3 separate regions of the Mus musculus genome follow, and regions 1 and 3 are each linked to region 2. The links are chromatin loops, found by intact Hi-C in ENCODE. Cell type or tissue: heart. All regions are shown on one strand. Each heading gives the region's core, and the rest is flanking DNA. Links, peaks and the distances in the headings are about the cores only.

What was found. A loop is a pair of places that touch in the nucleus more often than their neighbours do. Peaks named below come from ENCODE experiments on the same cell type or tissue, not always from the same donor. Only the 100,000 strongest peaks of a DNase experiment are listed, where the experiment ranks them.
Region 1: it touches region 2 in a loop (2.5-fold over the local background); 2 of 42 quality-filtered maps call a loop at or near these places.
Region 3: a loop joins it to region 2, with 2.2 times the contacts of the local background. A loop is called at or near these places in 2 of 42 quality-filtered maps.

What each region holds. Positions count from the first base shown.
Region 1 is chr15:95,833,088-95,841,144 of GRCm38, forward strand. The region is part of intron 1 of Ano6 (anoctamin 6); the gene reads left to right. Among named protein-coding and RNA genes, the nearest start is that of Gm17546, 7.0 kb to the left of the region's middle. In heart, for the core only: a CTCF peak has its summit at 3,762; DNase peaks (open chromatin) are centred at 3,094 and 3,204; H3K4me3 peaks cover 668 bases; H3K27ac peaks cover 2,917 bases.
Region 2 is chr15:96,280,837-96,288,893 of GRCm38, forward strand. It overlaps Gm38469, which reads right to left and starts at 6,562. Exons shown (of 3, transcript XM_011245785.3): 1 at 5,180-6,562. The coding sequence starts at 6,417. The coding sequence ends at 5,674. Arid2 (AT rich interactive domain 2 (ARID, RFX-like)) reads left to right here and starts at 6,686. Exons shown (of 21, transcript NM_175251.4): 1 at 6,686-6,950; 2 at 7,058-7,151. The coding sequence starts at 6,859. In heart, for the core only: CTCF peaks have their summits at 3,193 and 5,972; DNase peaks (open chromatin) are centred at 3,405, 4,805 and 5,915; H3K4me3 peaks cover 4,505 bases; H3K27ac peaks cover 3,095 bases.
Region 3 is chr15:96,127,292-96,135,348 of GRCm38, forward strand. Gm38469 reads right to left here. Exons shown (of 3, transcript XM_011245785.3): 3 at 7,526-8,057. Among named protein-coding and RNA genes, the nearest start is that of 2610037D02Rik, 67 kb to the right of the region's middle. In heart, for the core only: a CTCF peak has its summit at 3,100 (motif pointing left); no DNase peak of the experiment used is centred there.

The DNA of each region.
Region 1 (8,057 bases), core at 1,006-6,005, 450 kb before region 2:
CAGCAGGGTGGGAGGTGGTATATGTGCTAATGAACTTGACTGCAGTGATCGACCCAGGATGTATATGTGCAGCGAAGCCTTATGGTCCGTGAATGGGTTCGGTCTGTGCCAGTTGCATATTTTAAAAGGACCACCTGTGGTTTAAAGTCATGGGTTTAGAAATTTGTGATTTTATTCTCAGATGTGTTTGATTTGGAGGAATTGGATGAGCAAAATGGTTGGTGATCTGTGCTTCATCGTTGAGAACTGGGATTTGAGAACCCCACCTCTCCTGTGTCTCTGCATCAGCCAAATGAGACATTCTAGCTTCATTGCATTCCTTTCTTCCCACAGGCCCTGAGCTAGAAAAACACAGCAGCCGGATAAAACAGTTCTGCCCCGTGCTCACAAACCTTGTTTTCTCTGCCAGGACATTGTCTGCTTCCAGCGTGGGAAGCTTGCCCATCAGAGCCTTTTTTGGTTCACAGGTGGGTCCCAGGGTTTCCTGGTTGCTCTCCAGGAGACCTCTTACTAAGCTTGGCGGGATGGGACGTCCTTGAGGGTCACTATTCGGGATCCTTAGGTCATCGGAGGAGGATGAGCAAAATGGTCGGTGGTTTGTGCTTCATCGTTGAGAACTGGGGTTTGAGAACCCCACCTCTCCTGTGTCCCGTGTTCTAGATGAGCACTCTGAGACAGAGTCCTGTGCCCCTGCACAGCGAGTCACAGTGGCCCGTGAGTGGAATCCCGGGGTTTTCTTCTGTCTCTTTTCTACAATGCTTTATTTCCCTAGCTTGGGAATGCTACTTGGATTGGATGGATGCTACTTCCTTGAAACTCACTCAGGGCTCACTTCCTTCTTGTAATTACTTCCCAATTTGTCTTCCCAGTTCCTGCTGTCTATTTTCTGGTCCTTTGATAGCATTTCCTTCTTTGTAGGATGTTGGAATGGTGACTTTATTTTTTTTTTCCTGCTATGGTTTTGCGCCCCATTTTCTCTGCATATTCTTCTGTGCCCAGGGCTTTGATATAACACTTTTGAACTGTTTTGAGCTTCAAACACTCCATTTGCCTGCTTCTCCAAGAACGAAGTCTAGATTTGCTTCATGTGTCCCTGACTCTATCCTGCCTCCTATTCTGGTACCTTCTCTGTCTGTGGACGGACAGTGTTACCTCCTCCCCATCTCCAGAGTTGAAATACTACCTACATGAGGTGGGAACCGGTCCGGGTTTCTCCTTTGATATCTTTTTCTTTTTTCTTTTTGGATATCTTATTTATTTACATTTCAAATGTTATTCCCTTTCCCAGTTTCCACTCCTCAAACCCCCATCCCATCGCCTTCCCTCTGCTTCTGTGAGGGTGCCCCCCCCCCGATCGCCCTAGCATTCCCCTTCACTGGGGCATCAACCCTTCACAGGTCCAAGGGCCTCCCCTTCCACTGATGCCATCCTCTGTTACATGTGCAGCTGGAGCCATGGGTCCCACCATGTGTACTCTTTTGGTACCTTCATTCCTTCCAGAACCTGAGTTCTCCTTTCAAAATGATCTTGACTTTGTCTTCTCTGTCTCCACTTCAGTCAACCTTGTTAGCTGCCCCCAACAGTAGTCTACTGGCTGGTGTGCGATGCCCACTCTTGCATCAGGCAGCTCTGTGATGCTGGGGTACTCTGCTCTTGTCTGCCTCGCAGAATGCGTTTCATTGGAGTCCATCTGGATTCCTCTACTTCAGCTTGTTCCTCTTCTCTGCCTTCCTTTGGGGTCATATTGGCTGGGTATTGAGAGGTGTATTTGAGGGTGGCCTCTTTTCTCTTTTATGTTCTTTCAGTCTTGGTGACTGACCCCAAGGCATTGTCGTGAGCACACCCAAACCTTTTCTGCGATTGCACCATCGGTCTCCCCTCCTCCCCTAAAGCTTTTCTTTTTCCCCACAGTCAACTTCTGTCCCATTCTTTCAGGTTTCAGATGTCGTTCCTTTCCCCACCCTGCCCCAAATAGTTACCTGAGATATAGTCTGACATAGCAACCTGTTAATGTCCTTCTTTTCTCTAAGCAGAGTGAGTTCCCACAAAGGAACATCTTATGGTTGGTACACTGATACATCTTTTGCATGTAGCGTAGGGTCCGGCATATTGTAGGTACTGGCTCTCATGAGATGTTTGAAGTGAGCATGCACTCTCTCTCTCTTTATTTTCTTAGGCTTGATGATTGACCCCAGAGTGTACGTCTGCTTGTCAAGTGCTCTACCAATGAACTCTTTCTTCCTTTTTGTAAAAACGTGTTTGTTTATTTGTTCTGTGTGTGAATATGTATATACCTACATGAGTTTATGTGTACTGTGTCCTGAAGGACAAAAGAGGGCATCTGCTTCCCCTAGAATTAGAGTTACAGGCAGTTGTGAGCTGTCAGGGGGTATCAGGTGTGCCTTTCTAATCCACACACTGACACTGTAACTTATCTGTTTCTCAGGTTTAGGCACCATCCTTTGGTGCCAGCATTTAGTTTGCTTTCATCCCCTCCTGCCCCTTGCTTCTCAGTTCTCATTTTTTTGCCAGCTGTAATCATATTGTAATTGTACTGTAATTTGGATGAGATCAATATCCAGTGTTTACTTTATTGCAACTGTGGAATCTTCTCCACAGATGAACCGTTTAATATAGTTTGATTTACTTTTGCCTCTCATGGTTAGGTTGCACGGCCAATATTGACTTTTTTTTCATTGTTAATCTTTGATATAGTTATGAATAATTCAACCTCAAATTCTATACCAGTTGTAAATCTCTCTTCGATATAACCAGCCACACAGGGATTCTGTCAAGGTCATCTTTGGAGGAAGAGCCTCTGGAACCTTCCATTGCTCTCAGGGCAGAGAATGGTTTCCACTTAGCACCTTCCTGCCAGCTCCTTTAGGCTCTGTCTTGTAGGAGGGCCTTGCTATGTGTTGTCTTTCCTGTTGGTTGAGTGTTCCATGGACACATTTCCCAGGGCCTCACAGAGGAAGGCTGGAGTTGCAGAGATGGAAGAGACACGTCTGAAAATGCCTTCCTCTTCCTGGATTTTAACTGATGACCTTGCACTCAAGGATGTTTCTCCAGCTAGTTCTTGACAAGTTCTATGCATCAGACTCTGATCTTCTGTATATAAACCCTTTCCTCTGGGATTTTGTGGGCTTTTCTTTTTGAGTCCTGATTTAGATCCTGTTAACATGTGGAAACATTAGCAGATCCTTCGCTCTGGCCGGCCTTTCCTTTTCTTTTTTTAACTGTTGTCCTTGGCTGACCTGGAACTCACTGACTATGTAGACCAATGGTTCCCACGCTTCCCAGGGCTGTGACCTTTTCATATATTCCTCATGTTGTGCTGACCCCCCAGCCAGACATCATTTTTGTTGCTACTTCATGACTCTCTTGTTGCTACAGTTAAAATTGTAATGTAAATATCTGATACTCTACCCTGGGAAAGGGTCAGTCAGACCCCAAAGGGGCTGAGGACCACAGGGTGAGACCCCCATATAGACCATGCTGTCCTTGAACTCCCAGCAATCGGCCTGCCTCCCAAGTGCTGGGATTAAAGGTGTGCACCACCACGCCTGACCACTTTTTTTGGGGGGGGGGGAGAAAGTTTAATTTGGGGAGCAAAATAGCCTTTAATTCTAGAAAGAAAAAAAAAGTGTTATATGCTGGGATTTTTTTTTCTTTCTCTATCTCAGCTTGTGAATACTTCTGTCATCTGATATTGGCTCCCACACTTTGCACGATTGCTCTTTGATCTCTTGATCCAACTTAATGAGCATACCCGGAATTGGATGGCTCAAGCCTGCTGGTGACTTTAATTTCTGCCGCAGTTTGAGTTTTCATAGTTTTTTTTTTTTTTCTTTTTGGTCCTCCAAATGCTTCTTGCTTTGTGTCTCTTTTTGGTAATGTCTTTTGTTCTCGTGTGGATGCATTTGTCTCAGATGACCAGTCTGAAGATGTGTTCGTTCCTCCCTCCATTGGCGTCCCCTCCAACCCCCGAACCCCGACTTTTATCTAGAGAATTTTGCTGATTCCCCCTGCAGTTCCAGGCTTCCTTCACCGTGACTTGGCTGCACCGTTTGCTGTTAGAAACCCTCAGTGCTGGTATTTTTAGCTCTTTATTGCCCTCAGCTCCAGCTATTTATGAAATACTTCAACCAGAGTACAAGAGGCGAAGAAGAGAGGGAGGAGGTGGGCTGTGTGTGTGTGGGCTCTAGGCACTTGTGCAGGCTTCTTCCTGCCCTTAGCGTGGACTCTCTAACCCTTCCAAGGATGGAGGACTCATGTTAGATTTCTATGAGAAAACAGAAGCAGTTGGAGAGCTTGGTAGACATCTTGGACTGTCTTATCTGTCCCATCCCATCCCCTGTCACATCCCCCCCCCCCCAACAACCCACCAGGGTGGGAAAGAGAGAGGGGGGAGGGGGGAGGAATATTAACTGAGACAAAGAGGGAGAGGTGATATGTTAAATAGTCCCAGGATTTAAAACAAGAGATAACTGATTTTTAGTGGAATTTGGCTTATCCTTCTGCCCTCTGCCCCACCTTGGCCTTCAGTTCTAGAAGAACCTGTGTGGTTGAAATAAACTTGCCTCTGGCCCTTCCTCATTTAGGATGGGACTTCTCCAGTGCCTAAGCCAGTTGCTAAGTGCCTGTGTGTTGTCTTTCAAGCACAGGTCCCCATGTCCTCTGCCCTTGTTGGTTTATGTCCTGGTAGTTGAAGACTCACTGAAGGAGTGTCTCACAGAAACAAGCTGGGACTGCTGCTGAGCAGGCATGCAATCACACTTCTGTGCAGGCCCTGACTCCATTTCACTGGCTAGGGCTCTGTTGAATTGGGAGGAGAGGTGAGTGGAGGCTCTGGGCCGTTCCTAGATTGAGCCCCAGCTCTGCAAACATGCCCACTCTCTCCGAGCCTCTCTCCTCCCTGCCTTAAGACCAAGGACATGAAGCAGATGAGTGCAAGTCTCTCTTTATTCACCAGGCTTATTTTATTTAAGGAAATTAAGGTGCTCTGTAATTGAACATTAGCACAGGGAGCAGAGACCTACTGTAGTTGACAGAAGAAAACATGAAATTAAAGTTTTCCTCATATTACTCAATGCACTGATTCCAAAAACCCTTCAAGTTTTAACTAAAATGGCAACCCATGGTTCAGGAATCAGGAACTTGTAAAAGGTTAAATATTCTGAAGGTTCCCCCCACCCTCCCCGCCTTGGGCATTGTTAGCTGATGGCTAAGCACACTGGATTCATGTTCTCAGTACCCGGATGAAGTTTATTTCAATTGGGAAACTAAGAAAGCTAATAGTTGAGGGGTGAGTTTTCCCTTTGTCCTCTGGCAGTGGAGACATCCCCGGTAGCACCTGCCAGGAACTTTCCTTCCTGTGAGGGCTCTGTATGTGGGGATAATCGCCCTATCTGTAGATTCTTTTCTCTAAGTTACTTTTCTCAGTTGAGACGGAAGGCAGTGGGCATGGTCTGTCTTTGTGGTTTTGCCTGGATGGTTTGATCATTAACCCAGTAGAGGTCACCGCGGTCAGTACAGTGACTGAGGGGAAAGCTGGGTTGTGAAGTCCTTTACCCTGTGACCTGAAAACCAGAGATATCTTTCCTAGGGCAGGGTTGCACAGGTTGATCTTTACAGCAGAGCCACCCCTAGCCCAGTTGTCAGCCCAGACTCTCCTTGGCAAACTGCACGGATTATTCTGAGAGTTTAGCAAGCGGTGGTTATTTATTTGATTCTTGCACTGACATTTGGGAACCATTATTTTAGGGACGGGAGGCCAAAAAGCAACTCAGACTCTCAAGTATTTGCAGAACTCAGGGAAAGAAAAACAAGACAAAAGAAACAGAACAAAAAAAAAAAAAAAATCCAGTATGCCTGATCAGCTGACCCTCTCCTGTCAATCATTGTTCATACCCATTTCTCCTTCGCAGTGAGATCTCCTTGCTCAAAGGTGGTAGAAAGGTTGAGGAGCCTTGCCTCAGCATAGCTCTCCAAGGTGTGTGTGTGTGTGTGGTGCCAGGGAAATGCTAGTGATCCCCTCTCCCCCAAATAGACAGGAGCCGGTCTGATCCAACTCACAGTAGGGTCTTTATTCTATTTAAGCTAACTCAGGGCCCCCTCAATGCATTGCCATCATGCAGGATGGTTTTGGTAGTGGGGGAGCCCCGAATGTCTGTGGGGCAAGGCTTTATAGTAAGCGGCAAGCAGGAGTGGGTGTGCAAGCATATGATTGGAAAAGCTACTGTAGCCTTTAACATGATTGGCTGGTGCTGGGAGTCATATCATAAATGTAATTTCTGCTCCCCTCTGCATTGGTGGTCATTAGGCAGGTTTGTTGGGGGAATAACCTGGAGATGCTGGTCTTGTTGATGGTGTAACCTGGAGATGCTGGTCTTGTTGGGGATTAGCCTAGAGACTGGAGCTAAGCTCGGGTTTCGTGGGGGTGGGGGGGGGGAAGGCAGGGGGAGGGGCAACTTGGACACTAAAGCTAGGTACCAGCCTGTTAGTTTACATGAGTTCAAAATTCAGGTCAGGGTCTCTGAAATGGAGTCTGAATTTAAAAGCTTTGGCCTCTCATGTGAATAATACATATGTCATGTGTCATTTGAATAGTTTCAGTCACACACACTTTGTATTTCTCTAAGTGTAACGCATGTGTAGTGGGTGGTTGTAGTATGATTTCTCCGTCTTTCTTGTTTGAATGTTTGGACTTGTGCACGTGTGCACATGTGTGTGTGTGTGTGTGTGTGTGTGTGTGTGTGTGTGTATTTGCTCCTGTGGCTATGTGCATGTGCCATGTGGGTGTGTGTGCTTGTGGGGGCCAGAGGTTAGGTACCTTCCTCTATCTCTCCACCCTGGTGGTTTTTGTTTTGTTTTGTTTTGTTTTGGACCAGGTCTATCACTGATAAGCTAGGTTGGATGGCTTCTGAGAAGAGTCTGCCTCTCTGTCCCCCTGCCCCTCCTCCCCCCAGCCCTCAGGTTACAGATAAGTGCCACAAGTCCTTGTCCTTTCAAGTAGCCTCTAGGGATCCAGGCTCATATCCTTGTGCTTACTGACTGAGCCACCTCTCAGCTCCCTCAGCCCCGTTTTACACGTTAACTTTGTCTCCTGTCTATGCCTGCTCTCTTCAGTGACCCCTTCCGTTTTCCTTTCACTCTTTTCTCTGAATAGATTTGTGTGCGAGAGACTATTATCATATGGATGCATAAATATCATCTGCAAAGTCAATCGCAGGAAAGACTTAGAGTCTCTTTAGCTTTATGACTGTAAAGGATTCCGCTTCTTGCCATTGATTCAGCTTTTTTGCCATTGATCCTTTATTAGAGATCAATTAGAGTCGTATACAAAGACCTTGGCTGGGCCCTGAGGGTCTATCTCAGGCTAGGCCCTGAGGGTCTATCTCAGGCTAGGCCCTGAGGGTCTATCTCAGGATAGATGGATTTAACTGCTTTTCTCAAGACGCTTTTACTCTCTCGTTGAATTCTTTTTAAACTTTTAATTGACATTGTACTTGCATTCTTATGGGAAACAGGGTGACCCACACACATGTGTACACAGGTACACACACAGTCAGGTCAGCATAGCTGGTATGTTGTTGTTTATGTTGGGGACAGTCAGATTGGTATTGTTTTTGCACTGTGCTGTGGAACATTGGAAAACCTTATCTGATGGTGACCCTGTGCCTACTAACAGCCCTCACTAGGATACATTTTGGAGTCTCTGGCAACCACAATTTTGCTCTATTTCCATGAGTCCAGCATCTCTACTACTGCATAGAAGTAAAAAAAAAAAAAAAAAAGCATGCAGGCTGCCTTTCTGTGCCTGGCTAATCTCACTTAACATGATGTCCTCTAGTTCTGTCCCTGTTACTGCAAATGGCAGAAATTTCATTTCAGTGTGGTAAATGTCACTTATGTCATTCCACAGTGGTCTTTATCCATTGGTGGATATCTAGCTGATTTTACATCTGGGCTGTTGTGACAAGCCTTGCTGTGTACACGAGAGAATGGATGCTATAGGGACTCAGGTTCCTTCTAATTCTTTCCTGACCCTGGCC
Region 2 (8,057 bases), core at 1,302-6,301:
GGTTTTCCTTAGCGAAAGCTTCAAACTGCTTTTTTGCAGGAGGCCAACACCATTTCAACAGAAAGACTCCTGAATGATCTTCTAAGCTTCTTATGTCTTTGTCATTGTCAAGTAGCTTGAACTTTATACATACTACAGTGCCCTCTGAATGACCACACCTTGCTTCCCAAGGCTGGAGGACACCTCCAACTTAGACACGGTTAGCTCCGAAGACACTGTAGAAACCCACACAGAACAGAGCTGGGGAGGGAGGGAAGGAGCCCAGGCGTAGTAAATCCAAGCCAACCCCATGGCTGTGGCCATGGCCCTGTTACTATCCAACCCGACCCGACGGTGTTACTAGTTCTGTGGCCTCAGCTCAACGGAGCAGACAACACCGGGCTTGGCAAATGGCAGTGTTTAAGGCACAGCCGCTTCCATGGGAATAGAGTGAAGTCTCAAAGCAAGGGGGCATCACCCAACCTCTTGTTAACCCCAATATCTGAGTAAGAAATGCCTTTAAATGGGGTTCAAGGAAACAGATGCTACAAACAACCCATCACTAATTACCAATGCTACCTGTTGGCATTTAGTCTAGGCTCCGCCCACGGTTACTTAGCAACAGCCAAGTGTGCCTGACTGCTTGCCCCCTCCTCTCTCTTGCTCTTTCTTCTCTTGTTCCTGCTCTCTTATCCTCTTCCCCTCTCCCCATTCACTTCCCCCTCCACGTGCTCAAGGTTGGCTTCTACACCTCTTCTCCCTTCCTCTCAACTTTCCATGCCCTAAATAAACTCTATTCTATATTATCCCGTCCTGTGACTGGTACCTCAGAGGGAAAGGAATGCCTCAGCAAAGGCCCGCAGAGGCATGGCCTTCCTCCACATCTTACAACGCCTCCACCAAACACATCCCTGGCTTCTCCTTCTTTTTATAAAACACAACACTACCTGCTATCGTGATCAATATTGATAATAAAAGGGAGTTTGCTTTAAAACTATCTTACAATACTATGAAATCTGAATTTCTGTTTACAGTATACGCCACTAAGCTTCCATTCTGATGCTAGAGAAAAACAGATAATCAAGGTCTTTGAGAAACAGAAGAGTTAAAAAGATTCAATTATAAGTCACTATCACTCTAACTCATGTAGTCAAAGAAAAACTACAGCGCTCCATGAATCCTATTACACAGCTCTGCACTTCAGCTTAATTCCTGTTTTATTGTCTTGCCAACATGATTGCCAATTCCTTAAGCTTTACAGCTAGTCAAAAATTAAGTCTGCATTAAACACAAAATTAATATGTCTTTGGATTTAATTTTTTAAATTAATAGCAAAGTGCAATGTAGAAGGGAGTCAATGTACCAAAAAATTGAAACAGAAGATAAAACTCCATCAAAACAATGCTCAGTGTGTGTGTGTGTGTGTGTGTGTGTGTGTACAACAGTCACTGAACATTCCCCTGCTTGCCGCTCCCTTAAATAAAGTTAATTATTAGACCCATGGATCTGCGTTTTCAGAGACTATGATTTAAGTGCTTATTATGAACATTACACTTTGAGTAATCACTAACCCTGTGATCCCTCTGTTGATATGATGCCACGATGCTATTTTATACAGAATTATATCTAATTGTCCCCCAAAATAACTGATTTACCTTGTCTGTGACAGGGTCTCACAATTGTAGCTCTGGCTATCACGGAACTCACAATCCTGTCACAGTAACCAAGGCTGAGATTTCAGCCGAGAGCTACAACCCTGCCTGAAATTGAATTTCAAATGTAACTCTATGTTAAAAGATTCTGGTTAAGTACTGAAAACTAAGAATCCTATTGTGTAACTATTTCATGATAGCCTCCACGGCTGCAACACTGATTTCTGGCCGGTCAGACTCTTCTTCCTTCTCCACCTCTTGACCAAGGCAGGCATTCGACCGCTATTTACTTAGTGGGTTTGTAATCAACACTGACAATAAATAGCTGCTTGGCTTAGTATATATGCCCTCCCAAATGTAGATGTTATTAAACAGAATAAACAAAGTATTAAAATGCTAAATGTATAATAAGTAGTTTCAGTGACCAAAAAAGAAATAATTAAGAATGCATAAATGTATTCCATTAAACTATCTGAAAAATCTCAGGACTAGAAAAGTGACTTAAACATCTAAGGCCAATGCCCTCTGCCAAAACCCATGGGGATGCTACCTCCAGGGTGTATTATTATAAATGCATACGATTTAATATTCTGGTTAAATCATTTTTTTTTCAAATTGAAAGCGATCATTTATTTTTAAATAAAATTGCACTGTTCTCATCTACAGACTAACTTCTAATATTTAGTGAAAATGAGAAAAATGTCCCGCAGCTTACCAGATCCTTTTGTGTCAAATCACCTGGAAAGCTGGCAACTGAAGAGCCGAGAGCGCCTGTCTACATTAGCGCTGTCCTACTCTGCAGAATAGCTCTTTTCCTCCTTTCCTTTAAAAAAAACGTTATTCATTCTGCCAAGACTCACCACCAGAAGGGAAAGGACACCTCTGTTATTCGAAGTTGTGATCAAATTTTCAGAGAGACAAGTTGGCACACAGGTACAACCGCAGCAGATCCCAACAAAAGCAGCAAGCCACAAAAGCATTCTCTCAGCTCACTAAGAGTTCTTAACGTCATCTTCAAAGAAATGCCAATTTAACTACAAAAGTCTTCAACCAACCAAATCATTTCTGTAGACCTTACAGTAACCCAAAATCTCAAATTGAGCTGACGTGCCCAGTCTTCACCTAAGTTAATTTGCTCCTTGAAATCCCATGCCTGACATGAATAATTTGAAATTGGGTGGGTTTTTTTTTTTTAATTTTTTTTGACATGCTTTTTTGAAAAGGAACTTTTATAATTCGTGATGAAGCAGACAGATGGTATGGGACAAAGATCTACACAGCAGGAATCTCTGACTTGGACTTGCAGTCACTACTAAAAAAAGATAGACATTTCTCCTAGCATAAAGTCTTTGTCGCATTTCTCATCAGAACAGTAAGCTGTACTGAGGTTTGGACAATGTTCACTCTCGCTTTAATGTTTAAGGGAATGCTTTTCATTAATGCTTGAAAGCTCTGAGCTATATTGTACTTTACATCAAATTAGTTAGAGAATACCTATTGTAAAACTGTCAGCACATCTCTAACACGCCTTGTGTAGGCTCCACCTGCTCTATGCTGCCCACTATTGGGAATGTATTATGGTAATAAGAAATGTGATACTACCCACCGGGGTTACTTCAGTACAAAAGCATAAAAATATTCTCCTGCGGCTTGGGTGAGTGCTAAGACACAGACGGCATCCTTGCGAGGGATAAAGACTGAGCAGTCGTAGCTAAACTTATCAAATATGGTAGCCATCAGTAGGAACACACCGGACCAGGAACTATGTTGTGTTCCATGGGCCAGCAGCACTCACAGGGCGGGGCAGAAGATGGGCTGTGGAATGTGCAGAAGGCGACTGTTCAGTGCTCAGACGGAAATATGCAGGTGCCATCATAGTATCTCAACGAGTCACCACAGAACCACACAAGCACAATGGCTAATGCAACTGGAAGATGACACAGAAACCCAGATAAACTCCCCTCTGCCCTTAAGTTTTCCTTTCCAAGCAAATAACCAGATGGCTGCTTTTGGTCTCCTATTCCCTCCCCCCCCCCCCGCGCTGATTTCAGGAAAATTGAACTGCTCTGTGATCCATCCGATAACATCAACTTTTAGGTTTGTATTCACTAAACAGAGACTAGTCAAAGTGTTAAGAATTTAAATTCTATCCATCAGTAGACTTCCGTTTTGAGGATTACACCTCTTCTACAGAAAGCAACCCTAAAAAATTCCTGGAAAAGCTTTAAAAGGTTAGATTCCCTCCAAGCCTTTGACACTTTCTCTGAAAACCAAAATTGCTACTAAGTACGTGTGTGGATAGACACACACTCGTAGCATTCGCTGCCTTCCGAGTGTCAGCCTCCCCCTTGTAAAGGGCCGACATGTCATCCCTCCACTCTGCTCCTGGACCTGACAATCAAAGCCAAGCAGGCCAGTCCGCCTGCCTGCCTGCCCGGCGGCGCAGGAGTGGGGTGGAAGGACGCTCCGACGTCCACCTAGAGACATCAACAACGTACAGTAGTCCCAGGTTGGGCTCCGACGACTTTAAAAGTCAGGGCTCGTGCCGCCTCCGTCCCCACGGCGCCCGCGGCTGCAGGGCCCGTCCGCCGGGTCGCCTTGGGCCGCCACCGCGGGCATCGCCGATTCCGCCGCGGTCCTGGAGCCGGAAGGCCCTCCGCGGTCCCCGCGGGCGAGCGCGCACGACGACGGCGGCGGGCCCTCCCGGTCCTCGTCCCTCCGGATCCGGGGCCCGCGGTCACCCCGCCGCGAGTCCAGTCCAGCCCACCCCGCCTCTGCCTTCAGCTACCCTTCCCGTGGCGCGCGGCCTCGCTCGGAGAAGACGGAAGAGGACAGGGCGCGCCGGGCCAGGAGTCGCCGACGTCCTTGGCAACGCGGTCCTTCCCCCCCCCCCACACCCCACGCGGGCTTCCCCCCCGGGTCCGCTGCATCCTCGGCGGAGGTATTCCACGGTGACGGGTCTCTCGCCTCGCGCACAAGATGGGGCCCGGGGAGCGGCCGCCCGGCGGATCCATGGGCGCCGCCATTTTGTGAGGCGCGGCGGCCGGAGCTCGGCTGTGTGTAATGGTTGCAGAGAGTGACCCCCCTCTAGGGAATCCCCGGCGCTGACGGTTACGCAAGGGGCCGTGCGCAAGTGCGGAGCGCAGGGAATCCGCACAGCCCGGCCAGCCCGGCTCGCCGCTGCCCTTGAGGCGGCGGGGGAAGGGGCGGCCGCTGGCCCAGCCCGGCTCTCCCCACCAGCGCGCCTCGCCTCGCCTCGGGCCCGGCCGGCTTCTCCTCCTCCTCCTCGGCCAGGGTCTCCGCCCCTCACAGGCTTGCGAGGCACTCACTGGTCCTCGGGTGTCAGGAATTTGCTAGCCACACCTTATCCCGACCCCACTGAAGACATAAACTTTACTTGGGAAATAAACCCGTTTCCTAGAGTGAGTACCGGAAGCACGCTCCGCTCTATTACATAATTCTCTCTTTTTTTAATATACTCCTCCCCGTCACCCGATAGGTGCTCCCATCGGAAAGACTACCTGAAATAAACCCATCCAGACTCTTACCAGCTTGTGACCTTGGGCTAGTGACTTTGCCACTGGTGGCTGTCTCTAAAATGGGAATCCTAGTAGACCAAAGGAGAAGCATGAGGCTCTCCACATTTGCAGACCGGGGAGGGCTCCAACACCCGGGTAAATGCAAATTTAAGTGGTACTAAAAAAAAAAAAAGATACAAATTTTGAATTCCCTATGTACACATTTTCTTTTTTTTTAAACTGAAAGGGAAAAACATTTTGCCCTCTTTTTCAGATACTAGTGCAAAAAAAGACCTAAGCAGTGTTATTCTCAAAGTTGGGAGGTTATTTCCCAACAGGCGCGATTACCGTTTGCGTACCTCCGGGTTCGGTGCACCAAACCGACCAAAAAAGGGAGGACGAGTGAAAAGCCTTACTCTAGCTCCACAAAAGTAGGGCAGGCAGTTTCCAGCCTATTCGATCCTACAGTTTGTCAAAGTGAGTTTACGGCCCCATCATGGACCATGTGCTCGGCGGGCTTCGTGCTAGCACGATGAAGCCCGGAGGCCAACGCCTCCCGCTAGCAACGTCTCCAGAGGGGGCGAGCGGACTCGTCCGCGGCCGCCGGGGCTGCGCCGAGCGAGCCTGCTTCTCAGTGTGGCCGGAGGCCCGGCGGGCGCCGCCGGGGACGCGAACATCGCCTCCACCCCTAAGCCCGGAACAACCGGTAGTGGCCGTTTCCCCGCGCCGCCCCCCTTTCCGCCCGCTTTGTGTGCGTGTGAAATGTGCTGCACATTGCAGATGAACCCTAAGCCGGGCGAGCCGAGTCTATTGTTCCCCGCGAGGAGCCGCCGCGACCGTGTGGAGCCAGGCGCAGTGCCGCGGCCGGCCCTCGGGGGGCGCTGTGCGGCGCTGGCGGCCCGGCCGTGGCGGCGGCAGCAGAGAACGGGAGGCTGGCGGGCAGGCAGGCAGGCCGGCGGGCGGCGCGCAGCGGCTCGGCTGCCGCCGGAGCCTGTGCCCGGGGACGCCCGGGCCGCCGCCGCCGCCGCCGCGCGTGAATGTGTGCGAGGGCCCCGCGGAGCCGCGGCCCGGATCCACGCTGTCACCCCGCTCTCCACAAGCCACCACACAGACCTCCCCCTCCCCACGCGGCCCCGCCTGCCCCGGCCCCGCCGCGCCGCCGCCGCCGCCGCCGCCGCCGCAACTCCCAGGCCTGCGGCCGCCCGGGCCCCTCGCCTCGGCTCGCCCGGCCCCCGGTCGGCTCGTGCGCCCCCCGGCCGCAGCACCATGTTGAATCGCGTCCCCGGGCCGAGCCGCCAGGGCCGGCGGCGCTGAGAGGCGGCCCAGAGCCGGGCCGCGGGAGGCGGCGAGGCAGGGTGGGGGCCGCGCTCGCCCCGCGGCTCCGCGCCCGGCCGCCCGTCGCCTGCCCCTCTAGTTTCGCTCCCGTTTCTTTAAACTTTTTTAGAAATTCCCCTCCCTCCGGCCCTGCGCTCCCCCTGGCCTCCCGCTCCCTCCTTCCCCTCCTCCTCGCCTCCTCCCCCTCCCTCCTCCCTCCCTGCGCCGCCGCCGCCGCCGCCGCCGCCGCCGCCGCCGCCACCGCCGGCCCATGACTGAGCCCCGCCACCGCCGGCCGAGGAATGGGCTCCGGGCGCTGGTAGGGAGCGCGGGGAGCGGGGGCCGCGTTTGAACCGCGATCTGGGTTTTTTCGGGAGACCTCCTTTGGCAAAATAATGGCAAACTCGACGGGGAAGGCGCCTCCGGACGAGCGGAGGAAGGGACTGGCTTTCCTGGACGAGCTGCGGCAGTTCCACCACAGCAGAGGGTGAGAGCAGGACCGGGGGGGCAGCGCCGGGGCGAGCCGGGGCGAACGGGGGCCCGCCGCGGGCGCGGGGTCCCGGTGACAAGTGCGGGGCTTTCTGTCGCCCGCAGGTCGCCGTTTAAGAAGATCCCTGCGGTGGGTGGGAAGGAGCTGGATCTTCACGGGCTCTACACCAGAGTCACTACTTTAGGCGGATTCGCGAAGGTGAGTGGAAGTTTTAATTTGTATTTCCCTCTCGCTGGCCTGCTCGGAAAAGTCTGCTCCGACCCGGGAGCAGGCGCCCGGGGTCGGGGGGGCGATCGGCGGGACACACGGCGTTCTCGGCGCTCGCAGCCGGTGGCCCACGGAGGCGGCCGGCGGCGGGGCTGTTTTCGGCCTGGTGGCTCGCGTGCGCGCGGCGGGCGCGGGGCTTGGGCGGGCGGTGCGGCCCGGCGGCGGGGAGCGCCCTGCCCGGTGTCCGGCCGGCCCCGCGGGGTCTGAGCGGCGCGGCGGGGAGCGCGGGCGAGTGGAGTGCTCGCCCGCCGCCCGCCGAGCCCGCGGCCCGCCCGCCCGCCCGCGAGTCAGCGCTGCCGCCGCCGCCGCTGCCGCTCTAGCACAGGCGGAGACACAGAGACACACAGACTCTGAGCAGTTTTCGTGCAACTCAAAATTAGCGCGGGCAGGTTTAACATCGATAATCGGCTGCGAAATGATCCCGGCGGCCGGGGGCACAGCCTCGGCCCGCTCGCCCTGGCTTTCTACAGCTAACAAAAGAAAGCAGGACCTGTCTGCAAATAGCCATCTTAGGCTTCAAGGCTAGGCAGAAGCTGTAGGCCTCAAAGAAGGGCCTATGGAGATGGATAGATCTGGGAGAGGGATCGGAGTCGGCCCCGGCCCCGGCCCCCCCAGAGCTCGCGGACGTCGCTGTCCGGAGCAGTATTGATCCTTTTGAACTTTTTTTTTTTTTTTTCTTTACTGCAAACGGACCGCGTTGAGATTTAAAAGGGGGCGACAGAGGGACTTGCGATTGGTTATTGTCCGGGCTTCAAAAACAAAACAAACCCACCAACCCCCCCCCAAAACAAAACAAGTGCTGCTAAATACAGGGCTCTCTGATGAAAACATAGTGAT
Region 3 (8,057 bases), core at 1,006-6,005, 150 kb before region 2:
TATAGTTCTAGTGTGGGGAAGGCAGCGTCATGTCCCTGCTAGAACTGATATTTACTGTGGATCTGGATTTGCCTTCTCTGAATGCAAGGCTTCTGATGAAAGTACCATCTATAGACTTAGAGAAACCTTAATATCTATCGTCACAGTATTCCCCACGGTATCACTTCTAACCCAGAAACGCATATCACATGCAAAGAATAGCAATATGTCTGTGATCATGGAATCCACTAGGCTTGTGTTCCCCACAGTCCCAAAGCATCTGGTTGATAGACAAGGGGACTTTTGGAGACTTGGTCACAGTGTCAGCAAGGGGCAACACCTTCCAAAGATGGGGTGTGGTTCCCTAGAGGCTATGCATGCCAGTCTATGGCCAAAAGTATCCAAGTAATAGAGTTGTTTCACTCATATCCAGAATGTATTGACCTAAAGCACTAAGAGATAGAAAAAGACCACCTGGCACCATTCACCATCACCCTTGGTGACCTACTGGCAAGACCTTTGCTTACCATTCCCAACACTTTATGCTCTGGTATAAGCCAAGCACCCTTAGCTCCAAAAAAGAGAAAGAGATGTGTTTCTACCAAGAGATACAATGATGGTTCCACTCAGCTGGAGGACGAAGTTGGTACCCAGCCCCTGGAACTCCTCCTACTTCAGAGTCAAATGGCAAATAAGGGAATTAAAATGCTGGAGGAGGTGATTGATGCAGTTTACTAGGGATAACTAGACTACTACCCCACAGTGGATGTAAGAAAAGGTATGTCCCATGAGAGCTCCTTGGAGATTCTCCCAGTGTTACCATACTCTGTGACTCGGATCAATGGAAAACAACAATCACCCAATCTAGAAAGGGCAATGGATGACTCAAACCCTTCCGGTATGAAGGCCTGGGTCACTACCAGGGAGAGAGTCCTGAACAGTTGAGGTGCTTGCAGAAGGCAAAGGGCAAACACTGAAGGGGTAGATGAAGAAGATACTACAAATGTCAGCTACACCACATGACCAGTTACATAAGACAGGACTGTAACAGTCATGAATATTTCCTCCCTATGTTGTGACAAACATGTCGGTGTGTTTGTAGATGCATGTGTATACACACATATATACTATATCAAATAAAGCAAATGTTTTTCTTCTCCTTCTCTTATTCCTGTGTCATGCAACATAGATGTATTTATATAGTACTAAAATATTATTAATTTTATGTCATAGTATTAAATTATGGGATATTAAGGAGAAAGAGCAATGTTAGCCAAAGATTTATTTCATCTTCTAGGATAAAAAAATGTATTATTGAATATACCCGGGGTCAATGTTATCATTTTAGGTCAAATTATGACCCACTGCCTTATTTGAAGATTAAGTACAATTTTTAAAAATGCTTGTATATGACAGGTTGGCAGAGGTGGACCTTCAGCTATGTTTCAACTTGACAGGGCTCAAGATAGTTATAAAATATGAATGGTGTCTGTGTGCGTGTTTCTAGAATAGGCCGGCGTTCTCAGTAAAGATCGGCTCCACCAACATCCTTTATAGCAAACACATGGGCAAATTCAAAAGACAGAGGAAGGACTCTCTTCAGGCTGTCTTCCAGAGCCAGAACACCTGTCTTTTCTGCCTAACACACCAGAGCTCCAGGTTCTTGTGTCCGGCAAGCCCCAACCCAGTTCTTAGGCCTCTGGCCTCAGAATAAATTTTATTCCCAGTTTTGAACTTTGCAAACAGCATACTGTGCAATTTCTCGGCCTGTACAGTTGTATGAGCCGTAAGTCCCACAGGCTCTTTGTCTCTGGAGATCTGTAACTTACTAGCTATTCAGTGCTGGAAATGCCGGAAATGGCTACAAATACAAACTTACCACCACCCTCCCTATTTGCCAGGCTTAACACAACTGCAGAGCAGGTCACTGGACCAGATGAGCATCTCATAGCTCGTTGGAATAAAAGGGAAAGAGGACCAGAGAAGACTTGTCAAAGGAGGGGTATTGAGCAATATGAGGACCTTGTGCCTTTATGTAGAATTTAGCAAAGCATTTTTTAACTGGGGCTCCAGGACTGGTCTTTCCTTGGCCTGTTCAGATGTCTCACTATTCCTACCTACAGTGAACACTTACTAACACAGATACACTATAGATTTGCTTATGAGCTCTGGCCCTGTGGAGATCCACAAGTCATTATATTTATCGTAGTGGGTCTTTGTGTGTGTGTGTGTGTGTGTGTGTGTGTGTGTGTTCACCTCACAGTCAATTTTCATCTCATTGGAAATAAGGTTACCCTAGTTGAGAACACATGGTCTCGGATACTTCATTTACCTGTGAGATGTAGCACTGATTTAACACAAGCTAAAACCTTCACGGTAAATAATTTAAAGGACATTTACTTTTCTGTGGTGACATGGGTGAGTGACCAGCTCTCCCAGCTCTCCCTGGTAGACACTTGCAGAGCCCAGCATCTCCGTGGAATCCCACATCCATCTTTGGAGAAAGTTTTCTCATACTGGGAGCCCAAATCTGGCACACCAACTCTTCATTTGGTAGTCCGACTTCTACCCTTTGTTGGCAAACAGAAGACATAAGGTCAGGAGCAACAGAGGCTAGGCAGAGAAGGAAGCACACAGTGGGTGGCTTGGTGGCTGAGAGTGAAATGGGTGAGGCAGCCCTTGCCCCTCACAGTGGTGAGCTGATAGGGTTGTTCAGGAGCAGTGAACTGAGAAAAGGGGTAAGCACAGTCCTGAGTTGGGAAATCATCCATGAAAGTCGGAAGCCAGGTGGGATGGTAAGACTCTGACTAGCCTCAGCTATCGGAACCCTCTGAGTGAACCACTCGGAGCTGGGGATGGATGCAAAAGCAAGAGGAATTTATTGTTCCAGCACACTGAGGTCATCCTGCACCGGAAGGAGAAGCTGTGACCCTGAGTGGCCTGGTCAGCGAGTTTTTATACATTTTCCAGGGGCAGAACAGAGCATCAGCAACTAGGCACAATATGATTGGCAGAACAGTGCGCCCTTTAAACTGATTGGTCTTTAGGGGCTTAATCACCCTCTCTCCTCCAGGAGGGAATGGGTGCCTGGTGGAATTTTCCAAAGATCCTGAGCTGCCCTCTTCAGGATAAGGATGAAAGCCATCACTTTTCCTCACAAGTTCCTTTAAGTGATCTAAGTTTTTGACCAAGTGCCTGCTCGTAGTAATTAAAATTGAAACAAATAAAGGATGGACTAAAAACCAATCACAGAGGCACACTGTCACTGACCGCTCAATTTGATCAAGTCACCTAATTTGGGATTGAAATTTGTCATATTAAAAAAAAAAAAGCTGGAGGTGCAAAATTTTCCATGTTTCCACGCCACATTAGGGCCTTTACACTGGACCTGCTGGGATGGGGGCCGCTCCCTGGGCCCCTGCTTAGCACAGTGTCATGTGCTCACCTCCACCACACCTCCCCCCTCTCCACGCTCTCCACCCTCTCCCCCCTCCTATACACACACACACGCACACACACACACACACACACACACACACACACACACACGAGGCAGTCCTCAGACACCTCCTCTGGGAATGCCAAGAATTTAAAGGGGAAATGTAGACTTCACTATTGTTTCTCCAATTACGGAACCAAAAGAACAGGAACGTAAGAACAAAACACAAGATGGCTGCATGCATTCTGCCCTTCCCATTGTGCACGCTTTAAATGGCGATGGGAAATGAGGGTGCTTGGGGTTTGGTAGGTTTTTTTTTCCTACCAGTTGGAATTAAAATGTTTATATTCTTTTTCTCTCCATCTCTAACATTCTCAGATCCCCATGACTTCGCCAAATCAGCTACCCTGTCTTGGCTTCTTATAAACGGAAGCCCAGATTGTTAGGAAGTTTCCTACCAGGCACCCCAGAGACCAATGACTGGTTGGGAACATTGTTGTGAGCAGAGGACAAGAGATGAAAAAGAGACATAGTTTTAAAAAAAAATTCCTCTGCATGATTCTGATGTGCATACCTCTCCCTTCCCCTCCCACCAGCATACTCTCTAACCCAGGAGTAGAAGCAAGCTGGCCATGCAAATGATAAAAATAAGGAGAGAAAATGAAAACAACAAACAACAACAATAAAAAAAAACAAAAAACAAAAACCACTTGGAAAGAGCCTAAGTTGCTATGTATTTGACCAGCAGTCCCTTTTAACTAGGGAATTTTTAGGCAAGAAACCCTAAACTTAGCAGATTTTATTCTGACAAATGAAAAATAAGTATGGTGTTCTATACAAGGTAGACAAACTCATCAGGACACTGCGCCCTGGTAAATGACTGGGAAACAGGCAGGTACCACAGGGAACACTAAGGGTAGCCTCTGAATGAAGAGGAAGAAAGAAAGAGAAAGAGGGAGAGGGAGAGAAATGGTGGAAGAGGTTTATGACACATAAAAGAGGACATGACCCTGAGCTGTGCCTTCTGGGGATGGAGGAGGGGAAGGGAGATGGGAGGGGGAGGAAGAGGGGAAGAGCAAAACACCAGGTGCAGCAGCCAAGAGGCCCACAGTACAAAGAGGGCAGGTATCCAAAACAGTTGGATTATATAGGGAACAAAAGCCCAGCCCCCTGGGCTGGAGAGTTCAGACTAGAAGACAGGGTATGCCAGCCAGGAGGGCCTGTAATAGGTAGGGACTGAGGGATTCTGGGAGGACCTGTTGGCCAGGTCCACTTTGATATGTTAACTAGTGACCTCAACCATTTGTCCCAGGTTTGAGACCTAACAGCCTCCTGAATCTCCCAAAGCCACAAGGCTTTGTTCAAATGTTGAAGGAATGAGAAACTCAAGAAAGGTTTTCAGCCACTAAGGGACAGGCTGGTGTTCTGCACCCGCTCAGTAGAAACCTTTATTTCCAACTTTCTGCCTCTCTCCCAAGGGGAGGCAAAGGGGTGGGGAGTGGGAGGGTGATGGATGGACAGATGGACAGCTGCCTTCTCTGGTTCAGAGTAGACATCCTTCAGTGACAAGGCCAGCCTGCTCAGGCCTCTACAACACCGATCCATTACAAACAGGCACCCAGGCCTTCCTACCTACCCCTGTGAAAACATCAGCCCCCAGATCAGGGCAGCCTTATTGAGGCAGAAGCTGGCAGAGAAAAGACAAAACCAGCCCGACGATTCAGGGTTCTCCTCTGGGTCACACAGTAAGAATGTAGATCTGGACTCTCGCTCTTCTGCGTTCTAGTTTATTGATCTTCCCAAGTCTTGCATTCTTCGACTGAGAAAATAGAGTGAGCACTGTTGTGTTGTGTGGACACCAACTGCTCCAACAGTGCATACCACTCCCTTCCACACAATCCTGTCTCTCTTCACAGCAGCCTTTAAAATCCGTTTCTGGGAGTGACAAGCTCTTGGTACTCCTCAGAAGTACCAAATAGGACACATGCTATTGGGGACCAACTCCACTGAAGGATCCTTTTATTCCCCCCTGATGTAATACAGTGTTTCCAGTGCCTATGTACAGCAATTCTGGGCTTAGCTCCAAGCTTGCAGAAACACAGGCAGGCAGAGGAAGGCTAAGGGTGTGGTGCCAACACTGTACTAGAGGCAGCTGTACTAGGCACAGCTTTGATCTGACAGGAGTAACTTAAGGATGGATGTCTTACTTCAGGAAAAGGCTGGCACATGGCCAAGAAATTGTGACAACCCCTCCAAGCACGAAGAGCAGGGGCCAGCATCAGTAAGTCTTTTCGAGGGCAGAAGATGATCCAGGTAATAAAATGGGGGACCAAGTGTAGATGTAAGGATGGCTTGGGCCCTCACTGGAACTAAAATGGCATCATGGCTTGTGTGCATTTCCTTTCGCTGCTATAATGAATTACTGTAAACTTAGTGGTCTAGTGGCTGGGGAGATGGCTCAGTGGTTAAGGTTACTAACTGCACTTACAGAGGACCCAGGTTTAGTTCCCAGCATCCAAATAAATAGTAGCTTACAATAGTCCCTAACTCCACTTCTAGGGGATATGGTGCTCCCTTCTGGACTCTGTGGTAGCAAGCACACACATGTTACACATATATACATGTAGACGAAAAGAAAGAGAAAAAAAAACCTTCAAGAGCATAAAATTTAAAAAGTAAATATTTTTAAAATGGAGGGAGGAATGTCGTGGTTAAAACAACACAAAAGAGTCTGGAGAGATGAACCGCCGGGAAATTTGTTGTTGCTCAAGCATGAGAATCTGAGTTTGGATTGGCAGAGCCCACATAAGGCCAAGCGAGGTGGGGCACGGTTGTGATCCCAGTCTCCTATGGCAAGATGGGAAACTCGAGTACCAGCTCGCCTGGTTTACACAGTGGTGACAAATGACCCTGTGTACAATGAGGCATTCTGTGAGGGCACCCAAGGTTCTCCTATGACCTTCATGTGTACTGTGGCATGTGTGTACACCCTTATATATGTGCACATGCAAACAAACACACACACACATACACACACACACCACATGGAGGCAGTAAAAATCCACAGACCTTATATAATGCTTAGGGTCAAAAATCCAAAATAGTCCTCGCCAGGCTAAAAGGGAGGTGTCAGTCTCTTGGCGGTCTTATCATCCACAGGCACTCACGGTCCTTGGCTTCTGGATGTATTCTCAGTCTTCATAGCCAACCATATTGGATCACACTCTTTTCACCCCACTGAATCTCTCTGGTTTTCTCGGTAGGTTTCATCTTCCACTTATAAGGACCCGTGTTTATTATCCTGAGGGAGGAGGGGCTTGTTTGTGTAGAGCTTAGAGTATGCAATCCTCCAACAGCTATAGTAGGCCAGCCTGCGGTGGTTCTATCTTTATTCGTGGCTTCTCACAAAGCACCAATCAGTAAGCAGAGACCCTGACGGGAACCAGATATCCATCCAGGCTGACCCTTGGTGACCTTTGCAAGCCAGTGGAGTCGCCATGTCCCAGCAATTCACACTTTCCAAACCAGCATGACCAGCTGCAGGCCAAGTGTTAGTCATAACTAATCTATCAAAAGAGGGGCATGGTACATCCAAATATAACAGGATCTTTGTTGTCCTGGCACCTAAAAACCCAGCTAGGAACGCCAATTCCATCTGAAACATCTTCGCTTTGCTGGGAGACTTAGCATCGTGACAAGCGCTGGGGACTGAGGCACGAGCTTCTCAGACAGGCCATTATTCTTCCTAGCACGCGTTATTTACTTATTTGTTATTTATAACAAATTCGAACTTTAAAATATTGTAGCTACAAAACTCATTCTATCAGGGCCCTCCTGGATGATTCAGGAGATAAAGAGCTCACCACCAAGCCCGAGGGCCGGATTCTGTCCCTGGGAGACACGTGGTAGGAGAGCACTGATTCCACAAGATTGCCTCTGACTTCCATGAACACCCTACACATGCGCCCATCATATGCTAACTAAATAAATAAAGTAAAAAGTTTATTACGTCTGATTTCTCTGGTGACTCTGAAGTTGATGAACAACGCCAGTAATTTAAAACACACACATACACACAAATAAAATAAAATAAAACCTTCAAGAGCATTCATTTATATATTTTTAATTTATTTGGAAAACTTAAAACGATTACTAAGAAAAAGTTTTTTTTTAAAGAAAAATGTCTATAACCCAAGCACGCACAACTGTTACATATTGACACATTACCTTCAACCCTTTTTTTTGCATTTTTCCACATAATTGATACAAATGTTTATGTTGCTAAACACGGTTATATCAGTATTTGCAGTTTATAAGCTCTGTCGATTTTTAAGTTGCAATGGCTGCAGATGACAACTGCAGCAGCAAGTGGCCATTCACTTGGCCACTACCGTCAGACATTTGACGTATTAAACACAGTGAAGGACAACAGACTATAAACCTCTTTTTAGCGCTCACAATTATTTACATCTCCAGCTACTTCTTCAAGTGAGGTGCTTGGAACAGCATGGGCCAAAGGGAATGAATAAATTTGTTGACGGATGCAAGGCTTCACACAGCAGGCTGTTTGCCTGCCCTCCAGCTCCACACCAGCGCTTCTTTCAACACACCCGGAGCGGGTGCTGGGCACCCTCTTTCC